Linked DNA regions of Homo sapiens: all the other regions are linked to region 2. The links are chromatin loops, found by intact Hi-C in ENCODE. Cell type or tissue: B cell. All regions are shown on one strand.

Region 1 (2,500 bases), 470 kb before region 2:
TGTTCAAAATACGTGGATTGGATTAGTTGCAAAAAAAAAAAAAGTGAAAAATGTTGGTCTGATTGATTCCCTCTAGGGTGTCCTCCAAACACGAGGTCACCATCTGTCCATGAGATTCACTCCTGCTTCACTGCCCCAAATGAGTCACTAGCCCTGAGAAAAATAGGCCTATTGGCAGAGCTTTACAGGCTATCTATGAAGAAAAATACACTGTACGCTCTGCTTCAAGTAAGGTGGTGCCAGATTCTGCATCCTTTGGGGCCCAGGAACTGCCTGAGCATGTTTTTGCTGCAGAGAGACTCCACCATAAAAAATACTTCTATTCCTTCTTCCCTGTCCTTCTCCCCAGCTCACTCAAAGTTGCACAAAGGATATAGGGGTGGTGGTAGCAGACCTTATGTGAGGGTAATGCACTATTGGCCACTATACATTCTTTGCCATAACCAAAGAATGATTTTGAGGGAATCACTAGGTGAAAAAGAATATAGTAGCTAAAGCACATGCATGCAGCAAAACCCTCCCACCACAGGCTCAACCTATGATCCATCCAGTATTCATTGCTTTAAACTTCTGCTGCAGTAATCACAGGCCTGCTCCTGTTATTTGCAAAATGGGGGGTGCCAGAGACTCCATTTTCTAACCTGGTATTTTGCATCATGGCATAGACAAATGATCAGGCCAAAAGGATCCTATAGGTAAGCAAGGATGTCCAGGCAAAGGCTAGGAAAGTCCGTCCTGCTGAATTTCCAGTGGAGCCATCTCCAGCTGGCTTTGAGTATCTCAAGTCAGCTTTTGTCAAAGATAAATAAATCCAGACAGACAGCATTGAGGTGTTGTTGTTTGTACAGACCTCCCTTCATTTTTACTACAGTTAAGGTATCATGCAGTACTGCCATAAAATTGAGCAGAGGACAGCTCCAGTCATGGGCTCAGAGATCACAACCCTTTTTCACACAGAGACTTGTGCTAACAGCCACTGCAACATCTGTGTATTGGTCAGTAGCAAAGGCATCCCTCCTGGGGTGAGAAGACAACAGGTTATTTGAATTATCTCCTTTCTAGTCTTCCTCTTTCCATTTATACTTCCTGAAGGCTCACAGAACCACAAAGAGGAGACCCCACTAATGGTTTGGGGGTACCACAATTGCTGCTGTTTCCACAGTATACCACAGATTCAACTTCAAAGAAAGAATACCCCTTGCTGGTTAATGTTAGCTAAGTGGAGGAAGCAAAGGAGGAAGAGAGACAGTTGTATAAGACAGAGAGCCCTCATGCTAGTTTAGTTACTCGTTTGTCACAGTGATTTACACTGGGGCTATTCTTGCTTCATTTTCACTCCAATAATGAGCCATTTATGAAAGACTACATGGTACTTGCCTGTTTTATTGCTACAGAGCCCAGCAAGATCCTCAGAATGTTTTCTCAGCAAGCAGAAGATATCCCTCTACATCTTGGGACATGAAAACAGTTCTTGTAGATGTTCCTGAGATTTATAGGTTTGGCTCAGAGGCAGAGACTCTGGCAATGAGCTGTAGTGGGTCTGCCTCACCAGCAGAGAGTGCCCTGTTGTCACTTTTCTCTCCTATTCTCAGGGCTAGGTTGGATGTCGCTCTAGAGCTTGGGCAGAACCAAGAGTCAAGGACGGTACACAAATGGGTTTTTTGTTTTTGGTTTTTAAAGAATGCCTCCTAGCATGATGTCAGACTTGCACCATACATAATTATTTTGCTTTGGGCAATGTCCTTTGACCCAAACTATTGTCAATCCTAACCAAAGAGTAATTTTCTGAATGTTGTGCTTTCATTATTATGACAGCTGCTCATGTTTGCAAACCACTTATTTCAAAACAACACATCATTCAGATCTCCATGATTACAGATGCAGGGACAAGGAGAGAGAAGTGACTCTCTCACTAGCCCATCAGGGCTCCTAGTTCTGACAAGATGGTCATAGCTATGGGCTTCCCATTCCAAAGGCCCACTCCCACCAGCATTCCCTCCGCTCATCTAATTCCAGTCTTCCCAATCATCTTCTTCCAATGGGAGGATAATGGTGACAAATACTCCAGGTCACAGAGCTTTCACCTATGTTAATGGAATGAAGAGGTTGGGTCATTCCTGTGGCCAAAATCTTAATTTAAAGCTGGGGTGGCTGTAGCTCAGATGGTCTATAGCCATGCCTCTGAATTTTATCTGTGTGTAAGACTTACTGGTTCATCAGAACAGATGCTGTCCAAACCTCTTGTCGCAGCCACCACTTTCTTCTTTCACCTCTCTCCAAAGTCTCCCATATCACACTGCCATCCATTTGGTTAGTAGTTTTCATGCACAATCCTTTCCATTTTTCATCACACTTTCACTGCATGATCTCATTAGAATCTCATAATGCAAACTCAAGGTAAGTAGAGAAGGTGTTAATGAGCTTTTCCACTTACCCCAGGCAATAGTTACTCTGTTCTGTGTTCCCATATGTTGCATATTCCTTTATTATAGACATTTTT
Region 2 (2,500 bases):
TAGCCGGTCATAGTGGCACATACCTGTAGTCCCAGCTACTCAGGAGGCTTCAGGTGGGAGGATCGATTAAGCCCAGAAGGCCGAGGTTGTGGTGAGCCAAGATTGCACCACTGCGCTCCAGCCTGAGCAACAGAGTGGGACCCTGTCTCAGAAATTAAAAAAAATAAAAATAGAATGTAAATTCTAGGTAAAGAATTCTATATATAAAATACAAACATACTTTTTTCTGTATATAGAATATAAACATACTTTTTTCAAGTCTGTTAATTATGGAAAAATTTCAAACACATACAAAAGGATGTGCAATAGTCTAATGAGCCCCCATGAACTCATCAACCAGTTTCAGTCCTTGTCAACCTGTGGCCAATTGTGTTTACCCATTTCCCTCATTCACTATTATTTTGAAGCAAATCCCAGCCATCATTTAATACATAAATACTCCAGCAAAAATAGACATTTTTTTCTTTTTCTTTTTCTTTTTTTTGAGACGAGTCTTGCTCTGTCGCCCAGGCTGGAGGGCAATGGCCGATCTTGGCTCGCTGCAGCCTTCACCTCTCAGGCCCAAACAATTCTCCTGCCTCAGCCTCCCGACCACACCCAAATAATTTTTGTAGTTTTAGTAGAGATGGGGTTTCACCATGTTGGCCAGACTGGTCTTAAACTCCCGACCTCAAGTGATCCTCCTCCCAAAGTGCTGGGATTACAGGTGTGAGCCACTGCACCCGGTCAAAAATAGACCTTTTAAATCTCAATAAAATATCATCTTCCATAGCAGAAATTCAGCTCAGTGCAGTAAACATTGTCCTGTACCTTCTATATATATAGGGTAGGCATTGTACTATAGAGATTATCAAAATGGGAAAGAAACTGGCACTCCCCTGAACATACAGTGTAATACTGATGGGGGAAGATAAGACAAATACTCATTAATTTGGTCTTCCTCAGTGATAACAAGAATTGTTAAAGGATTAAAAAGTCAGATTTTTGTAATGCTTCATAAAATGGGCATTTTATATTTCTAACCATATTAACTGATATGAATTATAAAGAAAATTTTTAATCCTTTGATGTTACTGTGGTTACAAAAACGAGATTGAAAAATGGTGTTAAATATTTTAAGTATTTAAATTTCATTCTTTAATAATTTGATAATGCTTTTCCTGGTGTATATACTGATTCAAAGATTGATTTTTGTATATTGCCACAGTGACCTCTTGTGGGGGAAACATTTATCTCATACATTTTATTAACTAAATCATTCTGCAAATAGGTTTCAGACTGAAATTCAAACAGTGAATAAACAGTTCCCATGTGAGCCATTCAAATTTTTGGAGCCAACTCTAAGACTAGAATATTGTGAAGCATTGGCTATGCTTAGGGAAGCTGGAGTCGAAATGGGAGATGAAGACGATCTGAGGTTTGTCTTTGTGGCTTTTTTTTTACTTTAAGTTCCAGGATCCATGTGCAGAACGTGCAGGTTTGTTACATAGGTATACATGTGCCATGGTGGTTTGCTGCACCTATTGACCCGTCCTCCAAGTTGTCTTTGTGATTTTTAAAACCTTGGTAATTTGGTTTAAGATAAGAAAAAATGAAAATATTAATAAATGATTTTTTTCACCTGATACACTTACATTTTATTAACTTTGGTATACAGTATGATGCTCTTTTATATAATGTGTGATCTGAAATAAAAGTGTTTACTATAGTTTGCCTAAGTTTTCATAATTTTGTTTATAAACACCATTTTCCATTATTTTCCCCTCATGTTTGTAACTCTTTAAAGAGTATAGAGAGTTTTGCCTGTGATTTTATCTTCTAATATGTTACTTCTCTTTCCAGATTAGTGGTATTAGAGAAGGTAGACAGCAGTCTAAATCCATCCCCACACAGGATCGGGGTATAAACTGTTAACATCCAAAAGTTATAAAAGTCAATATTGTTTATATAGTGTCATACATACTATATTATATATAGTATTTAGTATAGTATTATCTAAATTTAGATCATACGACTTATAATTTTGAAACAAATTATGTAGTTTAATAAAGATTGAGGCTGGGCATGGTGGCTCATGCCTGTAATCCCAGTACTTTGAGAAGCCAAGGTAGGAGGATCATATGAGCCAGGATTTCGGGACCAGCCTGGACAACACAGAGAGATGCTGTCTGTACAAAAAAATTTAAAATTTAGCTGAACATGGTGGCACACACCTGTAGTCCCAACTACTCCAGAGGCTGAGGCAATTGGATCACTTGTGCCCAGGAGTATCAAGGCTGTAGTAACCCATGATCATGCCACTGTACTCCAGCCTGGGTGACAGAGTGAAAGCCTGTCTGTAAAAAATAAATAAACAAAACATGTAAAGGTAATTTCTATCTACTTATATTTTATTCAAGACTTCCTTGAATGATTCCTTTAAACCATCACAATACATGTGTATTTAGGAGGGAAAGGAAATGATTATTGTCACTTTTTAGGGTTTCTCAAAAAACAATTC
Region 3 (2,500 bases), 81 kb before region 2:
GAATGTTTCTGTTTAGGGTTTTTCAGTCTTTTGTCCAAGGACTCTTCTATATCTTTTGTCCAACTACAGAATCCTTTGAGAGTCTGTTGACAATTATGAATCATTTCCCCTCAAAAATGCACATATGTGTAGACACAAACAATGTTGCATGCAATTTCAAAAAGTTCACAGACCCCTGGAAACCCATAAGCCTCAGATTAAGAGCATTTAATCAAGATTTAGACACTTTTTAAATTTATAGAAGTTGTGAATTTATAGAAGTTGAAAGCAGAAGAGCTATTAAATGCTCCAAAGCATTTAAAGGACAAAACTAAAATAAGAAAGTAAAAAGAGAAGCGATTAAAATATAGCATTTTTCTAAAATAGATCAGGGTGATTGTCTTTTTTCCTCTGCAAACATTGTACAGCAGAGCATGAAACACCAGCTTTACCCTTTGCTGCTTACATGCTAAGACTGCATGGTATGTTAATGGTCTCATAGATCCACAATATATTCTATGTTTGTAATTAATAGCTACCCTGATGGTTGCCTGGTATATATGAGGCCAAGGGCTTTGACTATAGGATTACTTATTGCTCACAACAAGCACACAGGGTAAATATCACTAACCCATTCTACAGCCAAGAACATTGAGAATCTGAGAAGAAAACAGCTTTCCCAAAGCCACACAGCAATTAAGCAGCAGAGATGGAACTCTGACCCAGGGCTGTCTCCAAAGGCCTCACTCTTAATACAATGTAAGAATGCAGGCCTACTAAATTTTATAATTAGCTTTTAAAATGTTCCTTCAGAGTCCTTGGGGCAGTTATCAGGCAAATAGGAAGCAGGAGAACTTCAAGGGCTGCTTGAAGCAAAATCACAAGCTTTGCAGTGACAGCTCCAGGATGTCTGCCTGGGAGGGATCTGAAGGCCGTGGGGAGCTTGCCTTAAGGCTGCAATTGCAATTGCATAGCAAGCAAGGAGACTTTCCTCCGCTTCAAGTCAAATGGCACAGTTTTGGCAGCCACAGCCCTTGCTATTGGAAGAAGCTGCCCTCTCCATCAGTGGGTGGTTGGTGAGAGTTAGGGCTGAGCTCCCGCCTAGCTCTCACTCCTGAGATGTGCAAATAGCTCCGCCCACCCCTGCCCTGCCTGGGCCCTCCATCAGTTCTGCTTCTCTGCCCCCTCTGCACCCTCAGCCTGTCACTCTGCTGCCCTCTGCGGTGGCCACACAGGGATGAGAAACCTGGGAAAACCAAGCAAACACTCTATCCTACCCTGAACTGTGAATGTAGGAATAGTTAATTCAGACTTCTCTAACATTAGAGTTTTCTAAATGTAACTGCCAGCATGGGACACAGCCTGGAACCTAGAATAAATGAACGAGGCAATCAAAGCCTTAGAGGATTTTCTTAACTCAAGTAGGGCCAGGCATGGTGGCTCACCTGTATAATCCCAGCACTTTGGGAGGCCAAGGGAGGAGGATCTTTTGAGCCCAGGAGTTCAAGTTTACAGAGATCCATGATCATACCACTGCACTCCAGCTTGTGTGACAAAGCAAGATCCTGACTCAAAAACGTTTTTTAAAAAAATAAAAATAAGCTTGAGATATTATTTATGGGAGGCAGGACATCACAGTAGCTAAGCATGTGGCTCTGGGGGCCGATGCTTGGGTTCTGATGGTGATTTGACCCACTTACTGTTTTACAAGTTATTTTGCCTCTCTGTGCCTTAGTTGTTTTATCATAAAATGGAAATAATAATAGTGCCTAGCTCAAAAAATTGTTCTAAAAATTGTTTAGACTGAAAAACCCTAAACAGAAACATTCCTTTAAATCTTCTTCTAATGAAAGTAATTTGAAGGCCTTCCCTGACTTAAGACAAAGAGAATGCTGCTTTGGAAAGCACTGGAAGTGAATCCTGTCTTTCTCAGCCAAAAAGTTGTTCTAAAAATTAAATGTATGAATAAATATATTACACTTAAAACAGTGCCTGGCACATCATAAGCATTCAAAAAGTCTTAATTAGTATTGTGATCATCATTTGGCCACTTTCATAGTCACTGATGAGTGAACCACTTTGTCCATGAGCTAAAATGACTGTGAAAACCCAGAAAGTAAGTTGTATTTCCCTGCAGAGGTTTGAGGGTGATGAGGTGAGCAGGTGAACGTGGTGCAAGGCCTCAAAACCAAGCTGAGCAAAGGAGCCCCAGTGTTTCAGTCAGGTATTGCTGCATAACAAACCACCTCCCAATGTACTGGCTTAAAACAGCAGTTTACATTTCTTATGATTCTGCGGGTCAATCAGGCAGTTCTAGTTTGTAGAGTGTTGGCTAGGGCTCCAATAGGCTGGAACACTCAAAATGGCCTCATTCACATTCCAACTGGAGCTCAGCTGGGGTTGTTGGCCAAAGTCCTCAGTTATCCTCCATCAGGTCTTGTCATATGGCTCTGGAGCTTCCTCACAGCTTGGCAGATGGTTCCAAGAAAGAACACTCTAAGACATGAAGACAGAAGCTGAA

What was found. Hi-C counts contacts between places; a loop is a spot of excess contacts. Peaks named below come from ENCODE experiments on the same cell type or tissue, not always from the same donor. Only the 100,000 strongest peaks of a DNase experiment are listed, where the experiment ranks them.
Region 1: a loop joins it to region 2, with 16 times the contacts of the local background. A loop is called at or near these places in 100 of 110 quality-filtered maps.
Region 3: it touches region 2 in a loop (3-fold over the local background); 11 of 110 quality-filtered maps call a loop at or near these places.

The regions. Positions count from the first base shown.
Region 1 is chr2:136,383,915-136,386,414 of GRCh38, reverse strand. No RefSeq gene overlaps it. Among named protein-coding and RNA genes, the nearest start is that of CXCR4, 270 kb to the right of the region's middle. In B cell, CTCF peaks have their summits at 1,344 and 1,546; a DNase peak (open chromatin) is centred at 1,574; H3K27ac peaks cover 305 bases.
Region 2 is chr2:135,915,143-135,917,642 of GRCh38, reverse strand. DARS1 (aspartyl-tRNA synthetase 1) reads left to right here. Exons shown (of 16, transcript NM_001349.4): 11 at 1,271-1,417. Among named protein-coding and RNA genes, the nearest start is that of MCM6, 40 kb to the right of the region's middle. In B cell, CTCF peaks have their summits at 1,017 and 1,220 (motif pointing left); a DNase peak (open chromatin) is centred at 1,242; H3K27ac peaks cover 693 bases.
Region 3 is chr2:135,996,167-135,998,666 of GRCh38, reverse strand. The region is part of intron 1 of DARS1-AS1 (DARS1 antisense RNA 1); the gene reads right to left. Among named protein-coding and RNA genes, the nearest start is that of DARS1, 12 kb to the right of the region's middle. In B cell, a CTCF peak has its summit at 1,202; a DNase peak (open chromatin) is centred at 1,136; H3K4me3 peaks cover 1,262 bases; H3K27ac peaks cover 2,325 bases.